Linked DNA regions of Homo sapiens: regions 1 and 3 are each linked to region 2. Evidence: read pairs that join two places in POLR2A ChIA-PET (ENCODE). Cell type or tissue: GM12878. All regions are shown on one strand. Links, peaks and the distances in the headings refer to the core of each region. The heading gives the core; the rest is flanking DNA.

What was found. Peaks named below come from ENCODE experiments on the same cell type or tissue, not always from the same donor. Only the 100,000 strongest peaks of a DNase experiment are listed, where the experiment ranks them.
Region 1: POLR2A ChIA-PET joins it to region 2 with 9 read pairs; 5 of 35 experiments call an interaction of 5 or more read pairs at or near these places.
Region 3: POLR2A ChIA-PET joins it to region 2 with 5 read pairs; 4 of 35 experiments call an interaction of 5 or more read pairs at or near these places.

What each region holds. Positions count from the first base shown.
Region 1 is chr2:218,542,810-218,553,077 of GRCh38, forward strand. It overlaps USP37 (ubiquitin specific peptidase 37), which reads right to left. Exons shown (of 26, transcript NM_020935.3): 6 at 7,000-7,100; 7 at 4,110-4,282; 8 at 3,412-3,489. Among named protein-coding and RNA genes, the nearest start is that of USP37, 20 kb to the right of the region's middle. In GM12878, for the core only: no CTCF peak of the experiment used is centred there; a DNase peak (open chromatin) is centred at 5,412; H3K27ac peaks cover 371 bases.
Region 2 is chr2:218,478,536-218,488,803 of GRCh38, forward strand. USP37 (ubiquitin specific peptidase 37) reads right to left here. Exons shown (of 26, transcript NM_020935.3): 15 at 9,769-9,886; 16 at 7,129-7,208; 17 at 3,535-3,699; 18 at 1,115-1,180. Among named protein-coding and RNA genes, the nearest start is that of VIL1, 65 kb to the left of the region's middle. In GM12878, for the core only: no CTCF peak of the experiment used is centred there; a DNase peak (open chromatin) is centred at 4,352; H3K27ac peaks cover 484 bases.
Region 3 is chr2:218,557,788-218,568,055 of GRCh38, forward strand. USP37 (ubiquitin specific peptidase 37) reads right to left here. Exons shown (of 26, transcript NM_020935.3): 2 at 4,886-5,026; 3 at 3,033-3,096; 4 at 711-890. The coding sequence starts at 866. Among named protein-coding and RNA genes, the nearest start is that of USP37, 5.4 kb to the right of the region's middle. In GM12878, for the core only: no CTCF peak of the experiment used is centred there; no DNase peak of the experiment used is centred there.

The DNA of each region.
Region 1 (10,268 bases), core at 3,776-7,775, 66 kb after region 2:
TGTGTGCAAATACCTTTGTGCATAAACTCGCTAGAGTGAATTTTGTTCCCTTCAACTAGACCTTGAATATACAAAATTTGTTATTAAAAGTAGGGTGCTACCATAACAAACCTAAAACATGTAGCACTGGCTTAGTAAGAGGATAGGGAGGTACGAATACCGATATTACAGATTAGAAAGGTGATGACCATTTTATGCCTTAGTAAAATATTTGATAAAAACGGTCATATTAATGTCTTGAAAGGCAGATCTCATACTCACTGAACCTATAGCTCTACAGTAAAAGATTACAATTAAGGATACTGGTCTGTGTTAGTGCTTCTTATTGCTTTCAACAAGGTCCTATTTGAGACATATAAATTTAGGCCAAAGCTAATCAGCTTGCAATCAGTGATGAAAAGAAACATAGTGGACAGGCATGGTGGCTCATGCCTATAATCCCAGCACCTTGCGAGGCCGAGGTGGGCAGATCACCTGAGCTCAGAAGTTCGAGACCAGCCTGGGCAACATGGTGAAACCCCGTCTCTACTAAAAACACAAAAATTAGCCAGGCATGGTGGTGCACGCCTGTAATCCCAGCTACTTGGGAAGCTGAGGCAGGAGAATCACTTGAACCCAGGAGGCGGAGATTGCAGTGAGTCGAGATGGCACCATTGCACTCTAGCCTGGGCGACAGTGCATGACTCCGTCTCAAAAAAAAAAAAAAAAAAAAAAAAAAACAGGACAGGCGTGGTGGCTCATGCCTGTAATCCCAGCACTTTGGGAGCCTGAGGCAGATGGATCACGAGGTCAGGAAATCAAGACCATTCTGGCTAACACCGTGAAACCCTGTCTCTACTAAAAATACAAAAAATAAATTAGCTGGGTGTGGTGGCGGGTGCCTGTAGTCCCAGCTACTTGGCAGGAGAATGGTGTGAACCCAGGAGGCAGAGCTTGCAGTGAGCTGAGATCACACCACTGCACTCCAGCCTGGGCAACACAGCGAGACTCCGTCTCAAAAAAACAAAAAACAAAAAACAAACAAAAAAAAAAACATAGCTCTCTGTGCCAAGAACCTAGAATCAAAATTGTCTGGTAATTTGAAACCATGGGATAAAAATATCCAATTGCTTTTGATTCTCAAACTGAGGCAGTGGTAAGAGTTAACTAGAGAGTCAGTTTTGTAGAAAGTAACTTTGATATTAATATTAGCAGAAGCTGGGTAAGGGGTATACAGGAACATTCTATGTTATCTTTGTGACTTTTCTGCAAATTAGATTATTTCAAAATTAAAAAGTATATTAAAACAGGCCAGGTGCAGTGGCTCATGCCTATAATCCCAGCACTTTGGGAGGTCGAGGCGGGCAGATCACTTGAGGTCAGGAGTTCCAGACCAGCCTGGACAACATGGTGAAACCCTGTCTCTACTAAAAATACAAAAATTAGCTGGGCGTGGTGGCACACGCTTGTAGTCCAAGCTACATGGGAGGCTGAGGCAGTGCTTCAACCTTGCTTGAACCTGGGAGGTGGAGGTTGCAGTGAGCTGACATCGTGCCACTGCACTCCAGCCTGGGTGACAGAACAAGACTCCGTTTCACAAAAAAAAAAAAAAAAAAAAATATATATATATATATATATATATAGAGAGAGAGAGAGAGAGAGAGAGAGAGAGACCCCAATTCTTTCTCAAGCCTGCTTGTTTTACCTTTAAAGAATCTTTAAACTTGGATGAAGCAGGCTATAAAAGCTATATGGCCTTGATGAAAAATATAGTCTTCAAAATCTATTTTGGTGGTAGCCTTTAAAGAAAACAAACAAGGAAAATCTGCCAGAGGGCAAAGCCAGGGGTCACATGGAGTACAATGGGCAAGGGGGTTTCTCCCAGACAACAGAATCAGACTGCTAGATGGGCTAACCAGGAACTTATTCCAACGCCTTCACTGTCCTCAGAATTTCCACCTAGCAAGATTTTATCACTGCTATAGACCCAAGACCCCTCCAGTTTCCTATTCTTGTCTATTTTAAACAGAAATTTTTACTGTGATTATTCTGTTCCTACTCCAGCAATGTATAATGATGTGTGCATGAGGTCTGGAGTGGGGAATGCAAATTAACATGCCTTTTAGTTTTTAGGTACCAGACCATGAGGGGCATGGTCCAAGGTACATTTAGACCTTCTAGAGAAGACCGCACCCAGAGAGAAAGATCACTCAAAGATCCTAGACTCTGAGCTGGATACAATGTTCTCATGAGATTTGGAGTTCTTCTCCATTTGGATAGAGATAAGGGTGTTCTATGTATGGAAGAATAGTGAACTGGGTTATTTCAGTGGCTGTAGGGGCAAACTAAGGCAGACTATTAGTTGTATTAGTTGTCCCTAAATAACCACTGTACGCTTTTGCCACAATAGTTGAAATACAGGCATATTTCCCAGACCTTCTCATAACCTGATATAACCATGTGATTAAGTTCTGGCCAATGTGATATGCACAAAGGTGGTATATGCAATTTCCAGCCTAAGGAAACAGCATGCCCTCCCTTTGCTCTCTTCAACTAATAGAAATGGAGACAAGAAAGTAGAGACTGAAGTGGCTACCTTGGTCCACAAAATGGAGGCTGCTTATTAATTAAGGATGGCAGAACAACAAGACAGAAAGAATCTGAGTCCTTGGTGATTATAGTTTCAGATACCAGTCCTACCACCTATTCAGACTTTTACATCTATTACAGCAGCAAATCAATTAATACATAAAGTTTCTTTGGCTTTTTCCCAACTCCTTTCTAGTGACCTCTTGACCTCAAGTACCAATTAACTGTCTACCAACTGATTCTGTTAAGGTATTAATTGAGATTTTAACTGATAACTGTATAATTAGTTTTCTCCCCTAGAAGACAAAAAAAAAAATCCTCACAAAATGAGGACGATGATTACGAGTTGGCGAGCACCCTGGGTTGATCTATTCCCTTTTGTTCAACCCAGAAAACATCTCTGAAAGATTAATGCTACTTGCCTAGAACACATAGGCTCACATCCTTTAACCTCTAGGCTGACTTTTTACATGAGTAAAATGAAAAAGTAAAAATTTTTTTTTTAATTAAGCATAAAGAAGACAAGAAGGGGTTCACACTAAAACAGCAGCCAGCAAGAAACATTTGTTTAGAGTTCTTCAGTTCTATTCTCCCACTAAGTACTGCAGATTTAAGAAAAGGCAGGATAAGAGAAATGCAATGAAATGACCAAAGCAATAGCACTGGCTAATTTCCCTCTCTATTGAGCCTACAGTCTACTGTCACCAAACTACTTTACATTCTGCTCTTCCATCTTTGGAATTCTCATAAATTAAAACCATTTCCCCAATCTTCCCCAGTGGTTACAAATACCAATATAAGAAACACTGCTCTAACACTATAAAGGCCCTTAAAGTAACTTACGATGATGAATCATTTTCCTTAGGGTAATCTTCATTCAATTCTGAGCCAGTTGATATCATTCTTTTCCTCTTTTCAGTACTACAGAGAACAAAGAAAAGGTTACTTTTAAAAAGCCACAATTCATATCACAAAAATTCATAAATCAACATACTGAAGGACAGGAAATGGGACTACTATTATCTAATTCTCTACACCATATTTAATTATTATTATTTTCCAGACAGTCTCGCTCTGTCACCCCAGTCTGAAGTGTAGTGACATGATCTTGGCTCACCGCAACCTCTGCCTCCCAGGTTCAAGCGATTCTCCTGCCTCAGCCTCCCGAGTAGCTGGGACTATAGGCGTGTGCCACCACACCAGGCTAATTTTTTTGTATTTTTAGTAGAGAAGGGTTTTCACTATGTTAGCCAGGATGGTCTCAATCTCCTGACCTCATGATCCGCCCGCCTCAGTCTCCCAAAGTGTTGGGATTACAGGCGTGAGCTATCACACCTGGCCCATATTTAAATTTATATGCTGTATATTTGTATGCTTAATACATGTCACTGACATAAACTACATATGACAAATACTTGTAATCATTACATCTACCAAAAATGTACTCTATACTTTATTTCTCCTCAAATTACTGGTATTTCTAAAAGGCCTAAAAGACATTTACAGATACAGCTAGTGACTAAGAAAAAAGTCTCTCCTACCGATTTTCTAGCAACCCTGATCTAAGAGGTGTTGAAGTAGATGTCAAAGAAGGAATCGTCCGAGCTATTCCACTTCCTGCTACAGTCTTAATCGATCCTCTACCCGGATTACCAAGAACTTTTCGAAATGGAATATCATCTTTAGTTTCCAAACTTCCTCTTTTTGCAGAAGCCTGTAAAAATAAAGTTTGAGATAGTTAAATCTTCAAATTAACTGGAATACTTTTAGAACAGTGATTCTCCAATGGAAAGGTTTAAAAAATACAAATGGAGCCAGGTGCGATGGCTCATGCCTGTAATCCCAGAAAGCGAAGGCGGGAGGATCACTTGAGCTCAATAGTTTGAGGTTATAGTGAGCTACAACTGTACCACTGCAATCTAGCCTAGGCGACAGAGCAAGACCCTATCTCTAAAAAAAGGAAAAAATACAAATGGAGATACATCTCTAGAGATTCTATTCTAGTTGATCTGCGGTAAGGCTCATTCATCAGTTTTGTTGTTGTTGTTGTTTGTTGTTGTTTTTAAAAGCACTCCAGGTGATTCTAATGTACAGTCAGTGTGAAAAATTGAGCTTGACACTTATTTTCCTATAGCATTCTTATAAACTTAAAAACTCCACAGCACACCTGTTGAGGGGGCAAGAACACTGCTTTGAATTACTAACCAAAAAAAAAAAAAAAAAAAAGACACACACAGACATGGCTCTAGTGATCAGCATGGGAACTGATCTTTGGAGGAAAAAAATATCTAATTATGATTATGACAAGTTAAGAAAAGGTGACAGTGACATTTGGTTGCCACAACTTAAATGCCAACAAAACAGTCATGACTCTTGAGAGGGTTCTAGTTTGGAGGAATGAAACATATGATAGGGAAAAGGAAGGTGAGATAGAGTTCAATATGAAGATGAATCAAAGAGTCTACCCTTAAGACATGGCAAGAACACTCAAAGAGAATATGGCAATGTAAGCATTAGCTGAGAAATACAGCTTTACATGAACACTCTGCCAGTTAAGTTTTATATCTCTACATTAAGAGCTATGCGATTTTTCTATAGAAGTTATGTCCTATTACTTTTGTTTTACAGAATTACAATCCTAGGATAGGAAATTTTAAAACTTCTAAGAGCATCTGAATGAATACTTTAAAAAGTTAAACTTATTTTCAAATGAGTGATATATTCTCAAGGTTCACAAATCAAAGTAATATTAGAAGCCACAGACCAATGATAAGTCTCACTATGACCATCCACTCAGTTCTTCCACTTCCCCTTTTCCCACTAATTCTTCCCTTGTTCTGTTATGCAAATACAAATCAATATTTTACTTTTTGTTATACAAACAGTAGCATACTACATGTCCACTGTTTTGCAACTTTTTCAGAATTTTGAATATTATCCCATCCCATAGTAACAAATATATATATTACATATATATATTTAAGACAGAGTCTTACTCTGTCAACCAGGCTGGAGTGCAGTGGCACAATCACTGCTTCCTGCAGCCTTGACTTCCCAGGTTCAGGTGATTCTCCCACCCCAGTCTTCGAAGCAGCTGGGACTACAGGTGCACACCACCATGCCCAACTAATTTATGTATTTTTTTTTGTAGAGACAGGGTTTCACATGTTGCCCAGGCTGGTCTCAAACTCCTGGGCTCAAGGAATCTGCCCACCTCAGCCTCCCAAAGTGCTGGGATTACAGGAGTGAGCCACCACGCCTGGCCGCATAGTAAGAAATATTTTACATCAAAACCTATTATAAATATGTATAAATAAACCAAAATAAAAGTTTGAAAAATCAGTATTTATCCTTAATATGTACAATATTCTCTATTATTTTCTATTCTACTTTTTAAATTTAATGTTAGTTATGACCCACAAAATTGAATTTATGACTCCACTAACGAGAATTACTACTTGTGAAAGCATAAATACTTGCTTCTGCTATATGTGTTAACACTTATGCATTTAAATAATATTTCAACAATTTAAATTCCAAGGAATGTATGAATCTCAAAATAATTATGCTGAGGGAAGCCAGACCCTGCCCTCCCAAAATTACACGCTCATTCCATTTATATAAAACTCCAGAAATTACAACCTAATCTATAGTGGGAGAAAACATATCAGTGGTTGCTTCTGGATAGGGATCAGAGGGAAGGATTACTAAGAAGAATAAGAAATCTCAAGAGTTATGGTTATGTTCACTATGTTGATTATGATGACGATTTTAAGGACATATGTAAGTCAAAATATATCAAATTGTACTTTAAATATACACAACTTACTGCATGTCAATTATATCTCAATAAAAATGTCCCCCAAAAATCTAACCTATAAAAAGAACCTGACAAAAATGAAATCTTATTCATTGCTTAGTCCAATAAGTGGACTAAGTGATCACCTCTTTGCACAGCCAAAGAGAATTCATAAATTTACTTACAGAAAAGCTTCAAAGTTTCTCTTACTCTATGGTTTGGAATGATACCTAAATGAAATGATACATTTCAGGTATGCAGAAATACCCTTGATAGTCTATGACTATCTTTTTTTTTTTTTTTTTTGAGATGGAGTCTTGCTCTGTTGCCCTGGCTGGAGTGCAATGCCATGAGCTCAGCTCACTACAACCTCCACCTCCTGGGTTCAAGCAATTCTCCTGCCTCGGCCTCCTGAGTAGCTAGGATTACAGGTATGTGCCACCACGCCTGGCTAATTTTTCTATTTTTAGTAGAGATGGGGTTTCACCATGTTGGCCAGGCTGGTCTCAGACTCCTGACCTCGGGTGATCCACCCGCCTCGGCCTCCCAAGTGCTGGGATTACAGGCGTGAGCCACTGTGCCTGGCCAACTATCATTTTTTTTAAATGCTAAAAAGATTCAAATGAACATACCTGATTGTCTGAGTAAGAAAGCTGCCTGCTGGTTTCCTTCTGTGAGGTCCTGCTGCCCAGAATGGCTCCAAAACTACCAGACCCCTGAGACGGTTTCATGGCTGGTGACCAAAAATATAATTTTTTTTAAAATCCCCAAATCACTCACTTTAACAAAAAGATTTATCATTATTATTTTTATATAATATTGAAGAAATGGACGAAACAGCAGGCAAAAAAGAAAACAAATCAAAGTGCCTATCAACCAATTCTTTCTGACAGAATATACATCTTATATAAACTAAAATTTAGAGCTAGAATCTGAAGCAAAAAATTAAGTAACACATATACCTGAAAACATTTAATAGAAGGCTAAAATTTACAAAGCAAAAAAAAAGCTAGAATAAACATTTGGTAATTATATTAATAACACTATGGAAAAGTCATTGTGTATCAACAACATGAACACTGACACTGGATGTCAGAAACAGTGACAGTTGTATCTCCAATAACATATACTCCAAAACATTCTCTACAGGTAAGTTTATCCAGCAGAATAAATGGCTTCTATTCTGAAGAAACTAATGGTAGTTCAAGGAACATTCAAGGTATTGTATAAATATAAATTTGCATATACTTTTAAAAATATTTTATAATTAATTTGGTTAGCCAATTTCCAACTGATGACCATTTGAAATGTTTTAATTTTTCAAAGTTGCAAACAATGCTTAACATCCTTTCACAAACCTTTTTGTAGGAAAAACTCCTTATAATAAGAATTACTGAGCGAACATACAATTTTAAACTAAACTGACATTATTACAGTCCTCAAAAAAAAAAGAAAAAAGAAAAAAAAAAAAAAACCTCTATGCTCCTACCAAGTATATGAGAGTATCTTGCTTCCCCTCACACTGCTACCAATGTGGTAGTAGGAATCTGAGTTTGGTGAAGTCGAGAATTTTTTCATGTGTAAGGGCCATCTATTTTGCTTCCTGAATTCTCTATTTGCAGTTTTTGTCAATTTCTCTACTAGTTTTTTTTTAATTGATTTGCAAAATAGGTCTTTGTATATTAGCAATATTAACTTTGTCACTCTGGCTACTATTTTCTTCCTTTGTCTTTTGTTCCTTGCCAGATAGACTGTCTAATTTTTTAACACAAGTTTTCAATCTTTTTCCTTTATTAATTCTAGTTTTTATGTAACACCCAGAAAAGTCTTTTCCATCCAGAGATTATGTTAAAAGTACTTTTTACAATACTTTTATCATTTTTTTTTACATTCAAATCTTTGGTCACTGGAGATAAGGATCCAAGTGTATTAACTTCCTAAATGGTTAGTTGTCTTGTTTATGGTTAACACTTTATCAAATATTAGTCTTTTGTCCACTGATTTGAAATGCCATGCTTATATTAAATGCTTTATGCTGTTCAAAGTATTTTTATTCATTATTTTGCTCTAGTCTCTGCAAAGTATATAATAACCACCTTTGGGCAGCTAAAGCAACTAAACCTGAGATTAAAATAACTTGCCCAAGATCACAGAATGAATTAAGAGTTAAGCCCACAGCTAGCTATTCTAATAACGCCAATGACTTACTGAGTGCCTAGCATAGGGAAGTCATACTTTTACATTTACGAGCTCTCATTCTTTAAGAAGCCCTGAAATCAAGGTGATACTTTCATGTTAGAGATTAGGAAATTAAAATTCAGTCACTAAGTGACTTACCTAAAACCACACAGAAATAACAGGCAGAGCTAGAATTTCAACCTACATCTATTTATGGCCAAAGCCCATATTTTTTCATTATGCTATGTTGTTCAATATTGGTCCCCAGACAGTATATTGTGCTTTCCACTCCAGTGGATTTGAAGACATGCTTTTCTTACACGTATCAATTGTTAAAACAGTGATTCCATTAATATGGGTAAGATGAAATAAAACTAAAACAGAGATATAAACTAGCCTCTGACATATTCTAAGAATTTTAAATAGTATTCAATTTCTTGATTCTTTTTTTTTTTTGAGATGGAGTCTCACTCTGTAGCCCAGGCTGGAGTGCAGTGGCGCAATCTCGGCTCACTGTAACCTCTGCCTCCCGGGTTCACGCCATTCTTCTGCCTCAGCCTCCCAAGTAGCTGGGACTACAGGCACTCGCCACCATGCCTGGCTAATTTTTTGTATTTTTAGTAGAGATGGGGTTTCACCGTGTTAGCCAGGATGGTCTCGATCTCTTGACCTCGTGATCCGCCCACCTCGGCCTCCCAAAGTGCTGGGATTACAGGTGTGAGCAACCGTGCCTGGCCTCAATTTCTTGATTCTAAAATTCAATAGTTTAGTAAATTGATATGCTCCAATTTGGTGGCATGAACATATAATGAGTAGGTACTAAATGGCAAACAATCATAAAAAGCTTTTATTTTACAAGAATACGGTGTCGAATGGAGATACTAATTAAAGGTAGTACTGCTACACCTTCATTTTCTGATGTTTTTAATGTGTCATATTTAAGTTGAAAAAATTCAAGTAAGTTTGTCAACTACAAAATAGAAGTAATAGTAAAATGTTGAAGATGACAGAGCTAAAGACTAATGTGATAGTAGAGAACTCATTTTAAGCAGAGATTTTTTCCTAAAAAGATGGCTGTAGGGCCAGGCAGTGGCTCACACCTGTAATCCCAGCACTTTGGCAGGCCAAGGAAGGTCAATCGCTTGGGCCCAGGAGTTCGATAACAGCCTGGGAAACAGAGTGGAATCTTGCCACTGTACTTCAACCTGGGTGACAGAGTGAGACACTGTCTCAAAAAAAAGAAAAAGAAAAAGAGAAAAGAAAAGAAAAGAAAAAGTGCCTGTAAATGCATTAAAAGAAAAAAAAACCACTATTTTAAATGAAAGGGGTTAGAGGGGGCAGAGGAACCTGATCATACCATGTGATTTTTTTACAGGACTCATTTTCCACAGCAAGAGTAAAACTTCAGAATAATTTTCATATAGATAGGTAAGTGTCTAAGATTTATGCAACAAGGTAACTTTTCCCAACTGTAATTTAAATCCTCCTCCCTGGTGGAGGTTGCAGTGAGCTGAGATCACACGACTGCACTCCAGCCTAGGTGTTAGAGCAAGACTCCATTTCAAAACAAACAAACAAACAAACAAACAAATAAATAAATAATAAAAAATCCTGCTCCTTTGTCTAATCATATTGTTTTGTGGAATCTACATATAAGATCAAGTCATCTGCAAACACAAATAATTTTACTTCTTCCTATCCAATTTGGATGCCTGTTATTTCC
Region 2 (10,268 bases), core at 2,278-6,277:
ATTCTTTATTGATCAACTCCCAAATTTTCATACCAGCAGACCCTGGAGAACAGATGACCATGCCAAGGTACAATGATGCCCAATGAAATCATTTCTTTCTTGAAACTACAGTGACTTGGTACATAGAGTGCATTCCATTAATGATTACTATATTTACAGAAGGCAGCTTGCCTGTAGCAATGAAAAATATTCATCCTGTAAATGCATCACTTGCTCACTTTCTAAGCAGCCAAGTGGTATTGCTCATTTGTATCTTGAGAACGGGCAAGAGTATTCATATCGGTACCATTTCAGATTTCTAGTCATGTTAGTCATCTGGTTTTAATTGCACTGAAAAATAATTAACAGGAGGAAAAGAAAATAGCAGTTCCCAAATGTCATTTTATGGTTATATAAGCCCCCCAAAAGCCCTTAAACAACAAAAATGTCTCTTCTCTAAAAGTACTTTGGGCCATCAAATTTTTAGAAAAATTAATTAAAAAGTCAAACGACAACTAAATCAATTGAAATGATCTAATCAGGAACTCCTCTAGTAAAATCTTAGAGGAAATATATTTAAAAAGCAAACAAAAAAGGCATGTGCTTCCCTCCTTGGATAAAGTTTGGTCTTAAACAAAAAAATAGGGCATTTGTAGAATGCTTGCTTGTTTTCCTGTCCCCTTTCAAAACAACTCCTATTCGGTGTCAAAGACAAGAAGTTCCAGACTGGCTAACAACAGGTAAAAAATGTTTTGGGATTCCATGCCTATCTTTAAGGAAGAGTGCTTTAGACTAATAGGGGTTATTTTATCCCTTAAATCCCTAGACTCCCTTGTCCTCAGTTAATTTTTAGAGTTTTAGGATGAAAGTATTACATATTAACAATAATAAGTTTTTAAAAGTTTTAAGACAGAATATTGAGAGGATGAGCTAACCTTGTGTCACTGATTAAAATTTGTTATATCCTTCAATATATTCTAAACCAAATTCAGGAAAGTTTCAAAAGTATAGGTAATAAAGAGCATTATCATGCAAAAAGAAAAACAATAATGAAAAGGCAGGGAGGCAATCTTGGAGATTAGGGTAAGCCAAAACCTTAAACACAGATTTTGGGTACATAAGAAATATAACTCACTTTGAAGGTGTAGAAGGGCTGGTGATGCAGGAATTCACCATTTGAGAGGCTTTCAATGGTCTAGAACTATCAGAAAATTAGAAAATATATAATGTATACAAATGAATTATTAAAGATATATATTTAAATTATAAAATGAATTATTCTTACTATAATTCCTTTTATGTCCTCTTGAAAATTGAACAATTATAATACTTTTTAAATTACTAGCAATAGGCCAGGTGCAGTGGTTCACGCCTGTAATCCCAGCACTTTGGGAAGCTAAGTGGGCGAATCACCTGAGGTCAGGAGTTCAAGTCCAGCCTGGCCAACATGGTGAAACCCTGTCTCTACTAAAAATACAAAAATTAGCTGGGTTTGGCGGCGGGTGCTTGTAATCCCAGCTACTCGGGAGGCTGAGGCATGAGAATTGCTTGAACCTGGGAGGCGGAGGTTGTAGTAAGTGGTGATCGCACCACTGCACTCCAGCTTGGGCAACGGAGTGAGACTCCATCTCAAAAAAAAAAAAAATGGCCGGGCATGGTGGCTCATGAGGTCAGGAGATCGAGACCATCCTGGCTAACATAGTGAAAACCCGTTTCTACTAAAAAAATACAAAAAATCAGCCGGGCATGGTGGCAGGCGCCTGTAGTCCCAGCTACGCGGGAGGCTGACGCAGGAGAATGGCGTGAAGCCGGGAGGCGCAGCTTGCAGTAAGCGGAGATGCGCCACTGCACTCCAGCCTGGGCGACAGAGCGAGACTCCGTCTCAAAAAAAAAAAAAAAAAAAAAAAAAATACTAGCAATAGAGGCCAAAAGAGAAAATAAAATACCATCTCTAGGCTCTCCTTGATCCAATAATCTACATAGACAGCACTGGAAATGAAGTCAAGTGTAATACATATGAAAAAAATAACTTGGAGAAAATTACCTTGTCTCAGTTCTTTTAAAGTAATAGCTCTCATTTATGGAGGATTTACTGGATGTCAGACACTGTGCTAAGAACTCTACATATTATTACCTCATTTAATGTTCACAACCATCCTATTGTTTTTCTTATAGACAAGTCAAGGAATCTGTGCAAGGTCTAAAAGCTATCAAATTGTACAGTCAGATAGCTTGGCTTCAGGCCTGTGATCATACACTATTAGTGTGACATAGTACTACTGCCAGCAAGAGTAATAGCTCTACCAGCAGAAGGTAGTATGCACCAAGCAAAAACGTGAAAAGCTGTGAGAGGAAAAAACCAGAAACACTTAGACTCTCTGGGCACATGCCTTTATTAGTAGACCCTTGAGACACTAGTGTAAACTTCTATGAGACGTGGCTCTTTCAGACACTAACTGTATGACTTTAGGAAAATCATTTAATTTCCTTGGTCCTCTTAAGGGTTTGGACAAAAACCTCTAAAATCTCTTCCATCTTCAAAGTTCTACAATTTTATTATTCTACCAAACTAGTGTTCAAGTATAGAAAAGAATGACATAACATATGGCTTCAAAGTAATGCAAGTATGTAGAAAAAAGGGGAACACTCAAAGAAGTCCGAAGGTTTTCCCAGCATACATGATGAAGCAAAAACCTAAAGTAAAGATTACTTCTTTTTTTCTTGAGAAATTTCAGGAGCCATTTAAGTTCTTTACACTGCTGATAATATATGCATGAAGGCATAACATTGAGTATAGGGTTTCTCACATCTGCATGTCCTGAAGAGTCAACTGAAGCATTTGCTAAAAATATTGATTCCTAAGCGCCTATCTCAGACCTACTGAAACAGAACTTCCAGGGAAAAAACACAAAAATCAGTATTTTTAGTGTCTAGGTGACTCTTATTATCACCTAAGTTTGACTCATATTCAAGAAGTATATCAAACTGTCTTCTAGCACTCTAACCAAGAGCACTTCCTAAAAAAGCACCTCACTATGAAAAGCAACTAATAACTTTGGAAAAATTTTAAGCATTTTCTTCAATTACTTCAGGCAGTGATTTAACACTAAAACAAAGTAAAGCAAAATTAAAATCTCCTTCTTGGTCTGATTTCTTTTCTTTTCTTTTCTTTTTTTTTTTTTTTTTGAGATAGGGTCTTGCTCTGATCACCATTCACTGCAGCCTTCATCTCCCAGGCTCCAGCAATCCTCCCACCTCAGCCTCGAGTAGCTGGCACTACAGGTGTGTGCCACCATGCTGGCTTTATTATTTTATTTTTTGTAGAGATGAGGTCATGCTCTGTTGCCATAGGTGGTTTCAAACTCCTAGGCTCAAGCGATTCTCCTGCCTCAGCCTCCCAAAGTGCTGGGATTACAGGCATGAGCCACTGCATCTGGCCATTGATCTGATTTTACCTTGGAGTCATATTATGTAATTCAGTCATTCTTTTGATTAGATACTAAAGCCTTTCTATTTCAAAAGGGAATATAAAGACATAGTCTCTCAAGGACTTACATTGCCATATGTGCACTCCAACCAAGGGTAAAAGGTGGTTTTGTATTTTCAGTGCAATGAGATGACAGGGTCAGGTATCTTGGAATGATGACTTGCTGCCCAATCTTATTGTTAAGCGAGAGAGCCACATTGAAGCTATATCGTTTCAAATGGAGAATGAGGACCCTGAAAAACAGGAGATGACAACCTTACTAATTCATACATAATACATGTATCTTTCTTACAGTAAAAGAGATCACTCTATGTTAGACGACTTTTGATTTAAAAAATCCATTTGGCCAAACCAAAGACACGTCAAAGAATATTTACTGAATACCTGTTAGTGCCAGGCATTGGGCTAGGTAAAAAGCATACAAATAATGGTGGATTAGTGTGGTTTGGGTAAAATACTTATAATGTTCCTAGAAAAAACACAAATAAATAAAATATAGCAGACAAGAATGTTAAATTTGGCACTGATATTGGGTTAAATCCTTAAATTATTTACTTCACTGTTACATAGTTTAAAAAGCAATAGGTTTTATATAACCACTACTAGTAAAATAATGTCTATTAAAATGTTACATAGCTCTTATATTTGATGGTAAACATTAATTACTTCAAGATGATTTTTGATGAGAATTATTCTTTTATTTTCAGAAGTACTTTCTCTGTAGAAAGCTAAGGAGGAAATACAAAACTTTTCCCCATTTAGAAAAAAGCTTTACAAAAATTTGCATGCCAAATCTGATCTGTGGGTCTGTAAAGGCTTTTAGCTCTTTAGAAGCACTGAATTCTTTGTGGTTAAAATTGTGGTAACCTTTTCACTTCTCACACAGAACACGATCTCTGCTTGATGGATTAAATATATTTCTCAACCCACAAGAACACTTTAAAAATTGAATTTCAAACATCTTATGGGAATAAACTTCAGTTCTAGGCACACACACAAAAATGATCTATAAAAAACTGATTCTTACCATATATGCCTTCATCACAGAAGCCACAAACAAAAATTTGCAAACTGAAGTTATAGATTGTAGTTCTCTTTAAAAAGCGTGCTAGAACTCAGGATCTTCAAATATACAATTTGAGAGAATACAAGGACACAACTGATATGAAACCAATGTCAAAATTAAATATTTTAACTAGAATTTCAAATAACCTAACCAAAATAAAAGGTAATATGAGGCTACTCTGGACACACTGCCTATAGTGTAGCCCTGCTATGCATGGAGCAGTAAAAGGTGGGGGGGAAGGTAATATAAAACAGGAAAATGATAGTCAAAATCACTGATCTTCAAAGATGAGGCCCAACTTTGTGAACAGATTTGATAATGGCATCAGGCTCTTCAAGAATAAGAGTGGCTTTGAATATTAAACTGAACAAAAGTAGAACAAGACTAATCATTAGGATTTAAAGAGTGGCTTTGAATATTAAATTGAACAAAAGTAGAACAAAACTAATATTAGGATTTGACAAACAGAAGCTTCTATCACATAAGTCTGGAATAAATTAACCTTTAACACAAGTGATCTACCAGGAAAAAAAAAAAAAAGAAAAAAAAGAAAGAAAAACAAGGAGAAAAATTCCCCTTAGCATTTTTTTCCCCCCACTTGAAAAACCAAATAGCAAGAGAATGGGAAAGAGAAAAGACATCCAGCATGTGAGGTCAAAACTAGTCTTTTTAACTGTACACATAATTTCCTTAGTGACAGCTGGTAACAACCAATTCTTTGCCTTAAGATTCTTCCTCCCACCTTCCTGGCCTCAAACCACTCACAAACAGGAAAGAACAAATTCTCTTAATCCAAAAATATAAGTCTCTTAAGTCAATATAATAATACTGCTATGATTTATACACTTGAGGAGGCCGAGGCGGCCACATCACCTGAGGTCAGGAGTTTGAGACCAGCCTGGCCAACACGGCGCGACCCTGTCTCTACCAAAAACACAAAAATTAGCCAGGCGTGGTGGCGCGTTCCTGTAATCCCAGCTACTCAGGAGGCTGAGGCAGGAGAATCGCTTGAACCCAGGAGGCGGGGGTTGCAGTGAGCCGAGATCATGCCACCGCATTCCAGCCTGGGCAACAGAACGAGACTCTGTTTGAAAAAAACAAAAAACACAACATTTTTTGTAGAGATGGGGGTCTCACCATGTTGCCCAGGCTGGTCTTGAACTCTTGGTCTCAAGCAAACCTTCCACCTTGGCTTCTCAAAATGTTGAGATTACAGGCGTGAACCACCACACCCAGCCTTTATAAAGTCATTTCTTTAAAACCAACTTCCTTGGCCCGGCGCGGTGGCTTATGCCTATAATCCCAGCACTTTGGGAGGCCAAGGCAGGTGGATCACCTGAGGTCAGGAGTTCAAGACCAACCTGGTCAACATGGCAAAACCCCGTCTCTACTAAAAATACAAAAATTAGCCAGGTGTGGTGGCATACAGCTGTAATCCCAGCTACTCGGGAGGCTGAGGCAGGAGAATCGCTTGAACCCGTGAGGCAGAGGTTGCGGTGAGCTGAGATCGTGCCACTGCACTCTAGCCTGGGGGACAGAGCAAGACTCTGTATCAAAACAACAACAACAACAACAACAACAAACAACCAAAAAAAAAAACCAACTCCCATTTTCTAGAAAGGAGTAGATTATGAAATGTAAAAGAACTAGTCTCTAGGGGCTAGGTTCCAGAAATTCCACACTTACTGACAGAATATTGAAGCTAATAAAAGAAAGTAAAGCACTCTGTAGGCAAAGTGCTACATAAATACTTAATGTTAATAACAACCTTGGTGTTTGCGATCTATTCTTGGAAAGAACTAAAAGCTGTCCTGTAACCACATAATAATTTTTTGTAACTACTTCAGTTTTATGTTTATACAGAGCAGATACAATATAAGTTAATTTCATTCCTATATCAGAAAATTTATCTTATGATTACAGGAAATTTACTAATTTATAAGATCCTTAGAATGAAGGAACGCACAAACTGCAAAAAATTACTCCCTGTTTTATTCTTATATACATGTGTGTATGTGTCTATAGCAGGTTTTTACTGAAAGTATGGGATAACAGAAAAAGACTACAGCACAACACAGGGCAACAAAATATAACTGAATATTACACATTACTGAATTAAAAATTGACTAGCTAGTTCTTATAATTATTCCAAAGTCTCAGCAGCTGTATCCTCTGTTGCCATTTTCTTGGAACTCTCAAGACCCTTTTTCTCTTCAATATTTCAAACGCTTTTCCTTCCTTCCTTTAAATATATATTTCTTTCTTTTGTAGAGATGGGGTTTCCCTACGTTACCCAGGCTGGTCTTGAACTCCTGGACTCAAGTGATCCTCCTACCTCAGCCTCCCAAAGTGCTAGGATTACAGGCGTGAGCTATCACACCTGGTCACCTTTCTTATGCAAAAGCATTCTAGCTCTCTGCCCTCTTACACTCTGCACATTTCAGCTTTCCTGACCCTCTTTACCAATCCATTCTGGTAACCTTCATTTATTCAGTAATATTTGTATGAACTTTAAAAAGAAAAATTGAAAAGCAATTAAATGTACCTGGGAATTCTTTAGTCCATAGCAAAAAAAAAAAAAAAAAAAAAAAATTACCTAGGAAGCCTGTTAAATTTGTGCCTGACAAGAGCACACTTCCCACCACACTTCTCACAAGAATACTCCAGTTCTTCGGCCTATAAAAAGAAGGAAAAATAAAGCATGAAGGTGAATCAGCATTAGTATCTTAAATGCAAATAATTTGCTCTAGTCTTATTAGTTCCATTAGTGGAATGACAACTCTGAACCAGTTTTAAAAATTCTGTGTCTAGAGCCATGAGCCTTACCAAATTAAGACCCAATCCTCAAAATATACCTATAATATCATGCCCCATTTCAGAACTTCTAATTTCCTTTTTCACCAAGAATATATCTAAATTTATGATAGTAACTAGACTCTAAAATAGAAGATTCTTAGCCTTTTCAGCCTTTTCCCCATGGACACATATGAACCACTACCAAGAGTATATCCAGATTTTACCATATGGCCATAGCAGAGATAAGATCACCTTTAGGTTAGGTAGAATTTCTTGTCTGTTAGGTGTAACGCTACCCCTTTCGCATAATGGAACTCAATCTTCTCGTGACAGCCCACTAAGAACAACTGCTTTAAAAGGATGAAAAGTTGGGGTGAATACCATTACCTAGAGAACACTGAAACAAGAAATCCTTAAAAAATGGGGGTAAAAATACATAGGAAAATCTTCAAAGTCTATGATAATAACAAGAATAGTTTAAAAATGACTAAAAGAAAAGCAGAGTATTTATCTTTGGGTAGAGCTCAACGTTCACCATTTAATAAACAGATTTTTTTGTCTGTTTGTTTTGACACAGAGCCTTGCTCTGTCACCCAGGCAACTGGGTGGGAGGGAGGGGCGTGATCTCAGCTCACTGCAACCTCCACCTCCAGGGTTCAAGTGATTCTCGTGCCTCAGCTTGCCAAGTAGCTGGGACTACAGGCATGTGCCACCATACCTGGCCAACTTTTGCATTTTTAGTAGAAGCAGGGTTTTGCCGTGTTGGCCAGGCTGGTATTGAACTCCTGACTTCAGGTGATTGGCCTCCCTTGGCCTCACCTTGGGATTACAGGTGGGAGCCACCACACCCAGCCAGATTTTTTATTTTTTTTATTTTTTTGAGACAGAGTCTTGCTCTGTCGCCCAGGCTGGAGTGCAGTGGCGCGATCTCGGCTCACTTCAAGCTCCACCTCCCAGGTTCACGCCATTCTCCTGCCTCAGCCTCCCGAGTAGCTGGGACTACAGGCGCCCGCCACCACGCCCAGCTAATTTTTTTGTATTTCTAGTAGAGACAGGGTTTCACCGTGTTAGCCAGGATGGTCTCGATCTCCTGACCTCGTGATCCTCCCACCTCAGCCTCCCAAAGTGCTGGGATTACAGGCGTTAGCCACCGTGCCCGGCCTTATTTTTATTTTTTATACCTTAGGAAGACAATCCTGCCAATTTGCTACAACACAACAAGGACCGCTACTAGACAGATCAAGGGGGAATCGATTCTTGCAAATTTCCACTAGTTTATAAGGACTGCTATAACAACAGTCTGATTATGCCCCAGAAACTTTCTCAATATCTGTAACGGTATATCACAGACACAAATATGTATCTACAGCTTTGGATAAACATGATTCTTTCTTCCTGTTTCTAATAGGGTACGTACAACCTAAGAAAGAGCAAAGAATATTTTCTTATTCTGCAGATCTTAGGATACCAACTTACGTGATATCTACAGTTTTAATTTCATGTTACCAAATTTTAGAATATGTTACTTCAAATACTTTAATATTTGTTTACAAATAACAAACTACTTTTTTTTTTTGAGACGGAGTCTCGTTCTGTCGCCAGGCTGGAGTGCAGTGGCGTGATCTTGGCTCACTGCAACCTCCCACTCCCAGGTTCAAGTGATTTTCCTGCCTCAGCCTCCTGATTAGCTGGGACTACAGGCACACGCCACCATGCCCAGCTATTTTTTGTATTTTTAGTAGAGACCGGGTTTCACCATGTTGGCCAGGATGATCTTGATCTCTTGACCTTGTGAACCGCCTGCCTTGGCCTCCCAAAGTGCTGGGATTACAGGTGTGAGCCACTGCGCCTGGCCAACAAACTATTTCTAAGATTGTCTAAATGCTTGCTATTGAGTTAAATTTATAATCTATTTAAGCAATTAATTTTCTTTTTCAATGAGTTATAATTAGATTTATCAAGCTTTTAAAAATAATAATAATTTACAAAAACTTCTCATCTGTTTTCCCCACGAATAATGTTGTTGAAACTCTGCCAAAACCAGGTGTGGTGGCTCACACCTGTAATCCCAGGACTTTGGGAGGCCAAGGTGGGCAGATCACTTAAGGTCAGGAGTTCGAGACCAGCCTGGCCAACATGATGAAACCACGACTCTACCAAAAAGTACAAAAATTCACCAGACATGGTGGCATGATCCAGCTACTTGGGGAGGCTGAGGTGGGAGGACCGCTTGAAACTGGGGGCAGAGGTTGCAGTGAGCTGAGATTGTGCAACTGCACTATAGCCAGGGTGACAAAGTGAGACCCTGTCTCAAAAAAAAAAAAAAAAAAAAAAGAAAAGAAAAGAAACTTTGCCTTGAAGAAACCAACTTCAAATATTCAAATACAACTATCAATGATATAAAATTTAGTTATGTGAAAATACAAAAGATATTATTTACCCTAAAGAAAAGATCAAGAGAATCTTGAATTGAACGAGGAGGGAGTGGTTTTTTCCTACGAGGAAGGTCAATAGAGAGGTCATTAAACTGTTCTCTTTTGGGGATAATCTCTCCACATCTGTAAGAATAAAATGAGACATGTAAGCATTTAGACCAATACACAAGAAACACAAATATACCTGAGAAACTCTGTTCTTCCACAGAACTTATGGTACTGACACACTATCACCAGGCATAAGAACTATATACATTTAAGACTTTTTCATGCTTACTTTAACCCTTATTAAATTAATACAGATAAAACCTCAATTGCAAGTATTTAAGTACTTTACTTAAATCTTTTTTTTGTGAGATGCAGTTTCGCTCTTGTCACCCAGGCTGGAGTACAATGGTGCGATCTCGGCTCACTGCAACCTCCGCCTCCCGGGTTCAAGCGATTCTCCTGCCTCAGGCTCGCAAGTAGCTGGGATTACAGGCATGCGCCACCATGCCCGGCTAAT
Region 3 (10,268 bases), core at 3,445-7,444, 80 kb after region 2:
AGGAGTGGTGGCGCACACCTGTAATCCCAGCTACTCAGGAGGCTGAGGCAGGAGAATCGCTTGAACCCGGGAGGCAGAGGTTGCAATGAGCCGAAATCATGTCATTGTATTCCAGCCTGGGTGACAGAGGAAGACTCTGTCTCAAAAAAAAAAAAAAAAAAAAGGTGAAAAGAAAATTAATTTTTGCAGTGAAAATGAAGATTCTTCAAAACTTCACAGTTAGAAGAAAATAGCTATAAAGATAACCTTGAATAATCATCCTTGAATGATTCACACCATGACATTTGGCAGGATTATTCAGGAAGTAGACACTGGCTTTTAGAAGACACTAATAAATTCTGTTAAAAACTAACACTAAATAGTGATGAATCCATCGTCATGTATGTTAAGGGGAAAAAAAGGAAGAACTAAAATTATCTTAAAGTGGTTTTAAAAATAGCTTAGATATACAGTATCCGAACTCTTGTCAGCTTCCTCCCACAAGTTTTCTTTTCAATAATGGTGACTACTTCCTGCTTTTATTATATACCAACAACAATACTGATGAATAATTTATAAAACATGTACATAAAAATATTAATGTCCTAGAAATAAGAAGCAAGAAATATTAATCTAGGAGGAGGGCTACTGTGATGTTTACTATGGCACAGAATAGCTATTTACTAAATGATCTGCTTCAAGAGCTATTCCAAATCAATATTTGGTATTACCTGAAATATCCTTGGAATTCCTCCAGTATTGTAGTGAACTACTAGGCTGACTTTATTCTCTTTTTCTACAATTTCAAAGGATCCTTCTTTCCACTTTGTAATCCCAGTCTGCATACTTCGAATTCTGATAGGACCATGTATCTTCAGAGGAGACATATTTTCTTTAAAAATTGCTTCTGGCTAAATTAAAAAGCAAAAATATACCTTTACCTGGCAGGTTCTAAGGAAGAAAAATAAGATAAGTTATAACTTACTAGTAATTAATTTCTAACCACCATGCATTTCTTCTGCGCCTTCATTTTCCCTTCTTTGCCATGTGTCCAGTACTGTATTTATTAGTGCCTAAATTCTACATTTTGTATCATTCACAACCATACTGCTACCGCTAAAGACATGTCAACAGGAATAAGATCCCATTCTCAAAGTGATTGCCTTCACCATTAAAGTGTTGATTATTCTCTTCCTTCATGAAAGCTAATGGGTCTGGATTTCCAAATATAAGTTAAAAAAAAAAAAAAAGTGTGTTCAGGCCAGGCATGGTGGCTCAGCCTGTAATCCCAAAACTTTGAGAAGTTGAGGTGGGAGGACTGCTTAAGCCTGGGAATTTGAGACCAGCCTGGGCAACACAGGGAGGCTCTATCGCTACAAAAAAACTGAAAAAACATTAGCCAGGCATGGTGATACACGCCTATAGTCTCAGCTTCTAGAGGGGCTGAAGTGGGAGGATCACTTGAGCACAGGAGGTCAAGGCTGCAGTGAGCCATGACTACCCACTGCACTCCCGCCTGGGCAATAGAGTGAAGACACTGTCTCAAAACAAAACAAAACAATACAAAATTCAGGCCTCTGACTCCATTTCTTAGAATGGAGTTCCTCCCAAAACATCAAAGTATATCACCAAATGCTTCCTTCTAACAGTGAGCAATCTAAGCATATCCGTATGTACAGAAGACATTAAATGAGTAAAAAATTTTAAAAATAACCAAGTTATTTGACCTCCAGAATTACAATATTTGAGGAAATCATTTAATCTCTAGAGAAAACAAACAAAAAACCTCTCTTCCAAAGAACCACCTACCATTTATATTTAAACTACCATTCCTAGAAAGAATCTTTACCAATTTTATCTTTAACAAATACTCAAGTTTCCTGAATGAACTTTTAATACTCAAAAATGGCTGGGTGCTTGTCAGGCAATATTTGAAAACTAAAAAGAAAAAATGGCCGGACACAGTGGCTCATGCCTGTAATCCCAGCACTTTGGAAGGATGAGGTGGGCAGACTGCTTGAGCAACACGGCAAAAACCTCATCTCTACAAAAAATACCAAAAAATTAGCCTGGCATGGTCATGTGCTCCTGTAGCTCCAACTACTCCAGAGGCTGAGATGGGAGGATCACCTGAGCCAGGGAGGTCGAGGCTGCAGTGAGCCATGATTGCACCACTCAATTCCAGCCTAGGTGACACTCTGAGTGAGACCCTGTCTCAAAACAAACAAACAAAAAAAAAACACAAAAAACTTAAACTTACAGCAATAATCGGATGTGTAAAACTCTTCAAATTAGCTTTTGCAAAAGTCAACAAGTAAATAAAATTACAGTTATAGCAAAGAATGTTATCAAATAGTGTGTTACATACATAAATATGCAATCATTTAAAATTGCGAACTCAAATTTTATACTATTTCAAACCTTTAAAAACACTACTTCTAAAGTGGATTCTTGCTTATAATTTACTAAATTAAACACAATTAAACATTACCTTTGCCTAAACAGCTCAACAAGAAAAGCCAGAAAGGCTAGTATATAAAGGAAAATGATGCTAGGTCTAGAAATCAGCAGCCAGCCAGCCCTATCACTTACTAATTTGTAACTTACCTTCTTTAACCATAAGTTTTCTCAACCACAAAATAGGAATAGCAAATGTTTTAGTGTTGTAGAATGAAATAATACATACTAGGCACTCAGCAGACAGCAGTAATTAATATTAATGGAATTAATGTCTGTTTTCTGAATTTATTCCATGTCCATAATACCTCTTTCTCCAAAGACCTCAATAAATACAATGTTAACAGGAGTCACTAACTCAACTATCTATAGGGGCTAGCAGGTGACAGAAATGACTTAAGCAGGCAAAATTTGAACAATTGCTACCCAATCTAGCCAATTATTACCATGTAGAAATAGCGAACCTAGCATTGCCAGACCATCTAACTTTTCAAGAAAATAAAGACATCCAAACGTTTATGTAAAACTGTCCATTTTTAATTGTTGGCAATGAATTCAAATTTATTTTTAACAGCTACAAATCAAACAAAACTCACCTACAGGCAGGATACAGTTTGGGGGCCCCTAGTTGGAGGTCTCTGGTTACTGTATGGCAAATAACTGAAGATAAAAGAAGATATATGAAAACACTTTCGAGAGTTTAAAGGTGTTAAGTATCATAAGTACTCTATTATTATTCACTCATCTCATCAAAAATTTTTAAGTGCTTACTATGGGCAGATTTAGATATTAGTATAATGTGCTGGGTAATATGAATTCGTCAAAGTAATAGAGTCCATTAATGTTTATAGAACTGTCTGTTAACATGACATTTGGCTCAAACTAGTAATGCTACAGAGCTACAGAAACTTGAGCCAGCAATGTATATCTGTAATACTTTTTTCTGCAATTATAATTTGTGACTTTATTGTTGGATACATCCTTGAGACTTTTTTCCACTCCGCCACTCAGTGCTACAAAGAATACATCACTCTTCTACTCCAGTTTCCCATGCCAGAAACAGAAGACTTGTCTTTGGCTTCCTTCTTGATAATTATTGGTATTAGATTAGAGATGGAAAGTCAGGAGAATCCCATCAATTCTGCCTCCACAGATCGGGAGCTGTGGCTGATGCCTGTAATCCCAGCACTTTGCGAGGCCGAGGTGGGCAGATCACCTGAGGTCAGGAGTTTGAGACCAGCCTGGCCAACATGGTGAAACCCCATCTCTACCAAAAATACAAAAATTAGCCAGGTGTGGTGGCGTGCGCCTGTAATTCCAGCTACTTGGGAGGCTGAGGCAAGAGAATCGCTGGAATCCGGGAGGCAGAGGCTGCAGTGAGCCGAGATCATACCACTGCACTCCAGCCTGGAGCCAGACTCTGTCTCAGAAAAAAAAAAAAAAAAATTCTACCTCCATACACCTTTCAGACAGCCTTATAATGAACTGCAGATCAAATCATATCCCTCTCTTGCTTTATATCATTCAATAGCTCTCCACTTGTTCTCGCAATAAAATCTAAACTCACTAATGTGACGTAGAGGCCCTTCAGGACTCAGGCCCTGCTTACCTGTCTATTCCCAATAAAACCCCCAAATCCTTCTGAATTACTTATAATTTCCTCAAAAATCTCTATGTTCTCATGCCACTATACCTTTGCATACACAGAGGTCATGTCTAGAGGATTTTTATGTGTTCTCCCCATCCCCAACCCTCCTTAATTTCTTCTCCTGGCTCTAAAATCAAGACTCAATTTACACATTACCCTCTTTAAAAAGCTTTATATAAAAGATGTAGGACATAAAATTGGCAGAACCAATATAATAAACTTTTTCATAATGCCTCAATTTAGTTCATTACCTGCTTTTGCACTAAATGAATTGACAGCTACATTTGCTCATTCATTATATTATCAGGGCTTGCTCTACTTGGTTAAGAGTAAAAAACTAAGTTTCTTTTTCAGCATGAAGCATGATCCAGTAACAGTTAAACTTCCTATGAACCTAAGACAAAGACAGGGTTTCCTTAAACTCGGTAATGGTAATTGTCTTATTAAAGCAAAAAAATAAGAAGACAAAAGATAATTAAAATGAATTATTCTTTAAATATGTCCAGAGATTCTTTCTCTAAATTTCTTCACAATTATTAAAATTACTGTTCAACTTTGAGCATCACCATGAATGCTCAAAGCAACAATATTAGCAAAAATGTTTCTATGCCCTGTACATTTATTTAAGTGCTCACATTTTAGGTACTGCTTTGAAAACATCCTTAATCAGAGAGCATTCAGTGGTAAATAAAGTATGGCCAAAACACAAAAACTATTACTACAAAACAAACACAAAACTGTCAGTTCCCGCCAGATTGCATGCTCTTTGAAACATATATCCAAAACAAAAACATTACTTACTTTTCAGTGACTTTTACCGAAAAACCCTATGTAATAGCAATTCACCTTTATTCTGATCCTTGTGCCAAAGGCAAAGCACTCTTCTTGGGACACTACTCATATTCTGCAGCTATGCCAGTTCTCCGGAAGCCATCAACTCAGCTAAAGAAAATAAAAATGTGCTTTTTAAAAAGAACCCAATATACAAAATTAATACTTAAAAGAAAGTGGGCTGGGCACGGTGGCTGACGCGAGTAATCCCAGCACTTTGAGAGGTGGAGGCGGGCAGATAACCTGAGGTCAGGAGTTCGAGACCAGCCTGACCAACATGGAGAAACCCCGTCTCTACTAAAAATACAAAATTAGCTGGGCGTGGCAGTGCATGTCTGTAATCCCAGCTACTCGGGAGGCTGAGGCAGGAGAATTGCTTGAACCCAGGAGGTGGAGGTTGCAGTGAGCAGAGATCACGCCATTGCACTCCAACCTGGGCAACAAGAGCAAAACTCCATCTCAAAAAAAAAAAAAAAGGAAAGTGATCGTTTATACAACAAAGATTAACTTCTTGGTTATTTAAAAACTACAGATTACCTTAATGAAAATATTTAAAATATGATGCACAACACACAGAGACACACATAAAAGATCAACAGAACTTTAGGAACTTATCTGCTGTGCATAATGAGGGATTACAGGATGAGCCTGCACCTTGTTCAACTTGTACCTTGGTTTATTCATTCTTGCTACATTTTGAAACTAAGAAGTCAGTGAGAAAGAATATGTCCTTTGTTCACTTTATAAACATTGTTACATAATAATGTCTTAAGTCTTAAAACTTCCATAACATGTTGATACTATTTCAAAAGGTGGGTAAACTTGGTGCTTTCACTTTTCTTTCAAAGCTAACATTGTTTCTCAAATTAGGCTTCACTAGGCCTGAACTTTCTCTGAAGTTCTACCCGCACATCTCTCACTGCCTATCTGAATGCTACAACATCAACTTTAAACTCCTTTGTTCATTTAGTAAACAACATTTATTAAGCTACTGCACTTTCAAGGCACCCTGGTAGGCATATAGATGTGAAGATGATACAGTCCATGCCCTCATTAAGAAGCTCCTAGAGGCCAGGCACGGTGGCTCACACCTGTAATCCCAGCACTTTGGGAGGCAGAGACAGGCAGATCACCTGAGGTCAGGAGTTCGAGACCAGCCTGGCCAATGTGGTCTCGAACACATTGAGACCACAATGTGTTCTCACTAAAAATACAAAATTTAGCTGGGTGTGGTGGCACACACCTGTAGTTCCAGCTACTTGGAAGGCTGAGGCAGGAGAGTCATTTGAACCTGGGAGGCAAAGGTTGCAGGGAGCAGAGATCACACCACTACACTCCAGCCTGGGTGAGGGAGCAAGACTCCGTCTCAAAAGAAAGAAAAAAAAAGAAGCTCCCAGACTTCCCTACTTTTGTCCTTCTACCATCATTCAGGCAAGAAATCTTGGCATCAGCTTTATCCTCACTCTTATCTACTCAAATCCCAGATTTTCAATAGCTACTACTCTCAGAAACTCATCACTATGCCATCATCCCACCTAGTATTTATTATGCAACCCAACATTTATTATGCAACATTTACTAAGCAGTGCTAAATGCCATACATGCATTATCTCAATTTAATTTTTAAAATAATCCTAAGTGATAGGGATATTATCTCTATTTCACAGATGAGGAAACTGAGGTTTAGAGACATTACATAATTTATAAATACAGTCAGTGAGAAACAAAGCTATGTCTAATGCCAGAACCTACATTTTTAACTACAACCACAGTTCATCCTCATCAATGAATTATGGCAACCCCTTCCCTTTCCAGTCTCAGCTCTTGGGGTTTTACCTCCAACAAATCCTTTACATTGTAACATCCTTTCTAAAGAACTACTCTTTTTACCACTTTTCAACTGAACTATGCACTAGGTATCTTCTTAACTTTCTCCCTAAGGTGGGAGTGGGGGGTAGAGGTGGGGCACGGGACAGGGAGGTAACACACAGAACTTGGGTACTCTAACTGTATACTCCAACAAAATAACAAACACTTGTTAAGTGCTAAATGGTTGCCATTGATGCTAGGACCTTCCCAAACTAAATAGCTCATCACTACCTAGAAAATAAAATAAATCCAAATGCTTGTGTTTGGTATTCATACACCTCCATTTTAAATTCCCTATTTTTCAACACGAATCCTGTTCTACACATACAAAAATTATTATATTTTAATATTTTCTTTCTTTTTCATTTGAGACAGAACCTCATTCTGTCACCCAGACTGGAACACAGTGGTGCCATCTTGGCTCACTGCAACCTCCACCTCCTAGGCTGAAGCAATCCTCCCACCTCAGCCTCCCAAGTAGCTAGGACTACAGGCACATGCCACCAAACCCGGCTAATTTTTGTAATTTTTTATAGACATGGGGTTTTGCCATGTTGCCCAGGCTGGTATCGAACTCCGGGGCTCAAGCGATCCGCCCACCTTGGTCTCCCGCAATGCTGGGATTACTGGCATGAGCCAATGCAGCTGGCCATATATTAATATTTTCTTTGTCATTCACCAACAACTGACTTAAATATGGAATTTTGCTTTATTTATGGAAATCTCATCTTCACTGGTCTTAAAGATTAACCGGTTGTTAAAATATACAAACCACTACTCTGATTTTTGAAGGCTTTCTTTCCTTTAAAAAGACCTATAAAACAAATGGACAAAGGAGAAAAAATTAGTTTTGTTACTGAAAGTGGAAAGCTGACCTAAAGTTTATCTCCAATTCAAAGAGTTTAAAATCTGAATGGTTTTATGATATAAAAATGGGTAAAAGAATCCAAAGTTGGAAAACGTTTTGTTTTTTCTCATGTGTCCTCTAACTTTTCAGAATGAAAAGTGTTTGTCATGAGATGATGACAAGAACATCAGCAAGCTTTGCTTCCAAAAGACATGATGGTTCTTACAGCAACTTCCAGCTTATTTAACAAATTATTGGGAAATAAAAAAGAAGTGGTCACTAGCCTATATTCTAATAGGAGACAGACTTTAAATAATCACACATGTAAATATATAATTACAAGTTCTGGGCTGGGTGCAGTGGCTCACACCTGTAATCCCAGCACTTTGGGAGGCCGAGGCAGGTGGATCATCTGAGGTCAAGAGTTCAAGACCAGCCTGGCCAACATGGTGAAACCTTGTCTCCATTAGAAATACAAAAATTAGCCGGGCATGGTGGCGGGTGCCTGTAATCCCAGGTACTTGGGAGGCTGAGACAAGAGAATCGCTTGAATTTAGGGGGCGGAGGTTGCAGTGAGCTGAGATCATGCCATTGTACTCCAGCTTAGGCAACAGAGCAAAAACTCCATCTCAAAAAATAATAATAACAATAATTACAAGTTCTGAGAAATGATATAAAGCAAGATACATGGAATGATGAGTCTTAAGATTAAGACTTGGGGTAGAGGATAACATTGAGAAGGCTTCCCTGAGAAGGTATCACTTAAGTTGAAAACTGCAGAAGGAGATGACTGATAGATGGTGGTGCTGGAACAATCCAGGCAAACAGCATCCCCAAAGGCCTTGAATTGTAAAATAACTTGATATGACTAGGGAAATTAAAAGCAATGTGGCTACAGTTTAGTGAAGGAGAGGAGGAAGATGAAGTTAGTGAAGCAGGCAAGAACCAGGTTATGCAGTCTTGTGAACCACAGTAAAGATTCCGAATTTTATCCTAAATGTAACAAGCACTTACCAGGAGGAAATCCACCAAAAGGTTTTAAGCAAAGAAATATGTTACTACTGAATGAGGAAGTCATATATGGTTGGTTTGGGTTTTGGGAGAGTGACTAAGAGCAAGAACAGAAGAAAATAATGTAACCAGATAGAAGAGTATTGAGTTGATCAGCTTATAACAATAACAATTAATGCTTACTGGCCATTTACTCTGTGCCAAGTGCTTATCATGGTTATCTCACTTAATCCTCATAACAATCCAATAGGCTGAAAATTACTATTTCCATTTTACAGATGATAATACAGGAAGCCAAGGCAATCAAGTCCAGGTTTTTTAAGGACTGTGGCTTAAACTAGAAAAGTGACAGTGAAAATGTACAGAAAAAGATGCAAGACACGTATTGGAAGTAGGATAGAACTTGGAGAGAGTAGAAGTCAAGAATGCCTCCCAAGTGTGTAGCCTGTGTCATGTGCCACTTAATAAACTGGGACACTGGAGAAGAAAGAATTTCGATATGGAGAGAAAGATCAAGGCTTTGGATTTGGCTGTGTTGCATCTGAAACTCCTAAGAAAAAAATCAAGTTGAGATGTCAAGCAGACAGCTGGCTATCTAGATGTGGAGCTGAAAACAAAGGGAATAGGCTGGAAATAACAATTTTTAAGTCATCAATATATAGATCAAATTTAAAGCTTAGGGAGGAATATAAGAGTAAAAGAAGAGGACCTAGGACTGAACCCAAATACTCATTTTACTTCATCAAACATCTTTAAGACAAGTGAGTACTTTTATATCACTGGGTTTTTCAGTCCTCCTTCCATTTTACCTTTCAGCAGAATGCAACACTACTGATGACTTTTTTCATGGCTTGCAAGACGCATCCTCCTCTATTGGTTATTAAACAGCAGGAATTCGTCAATGCTCCATCCTAGGTGCCTTTATTTTACAGCACTATACTCTTTTTCGGCAATTTCATCCACATCCATGGCTTCAATTACTATCAATATGGCAGATGACAAACACATACACACACCGCGCACATTTACGTACGCAGCCCAGAACTCTCCTAAGATCTCCAAACCCACTATATCCAACTGCCTACTTGACATTCCCTCTCAGGTATCTCTTCCAGTTAGACACTTGTCAGGAATTGCCACCTCAATAAAGGAATTTATACAGAGCTGAAATTTTGAGAGGAATACCCCAAAACCACTTTAGGACAACTCTTCAGGACACAGGATTTTATCATCAATCATCATTTCCTTTCATGGATCATGACTTAAAATAGTTACATCTAACAACCTGATCTGGCGGCTAGAAATGGGCGCAAGGAAATGCACAACAAAAATACAATTCATGTTTTGCAGTGAGGACTGGTCAAGAGGAAGGTGAAGATGGTCAAGAGAGTGAATGAGTATCATGTCCAAGGCCTGGTGGATGTGCCGTAACGAAAGTCACCTGAAGAGACAGCAGGCCCTGTTAGAAGGTAAGAGGCGAACGACAACAGCCCCAGAGAAAAGGGGCCAGGTTTGAGTTTCGGAGGGAGCGAGTGGCAGTGGAGACCAAGTCAAAGGAGAGGTGGAAGCCGGGGCAGTGCACCCAAAGGTAGTACCTGTGAGGCTGGGGGTGCATCGAGGGGTTGT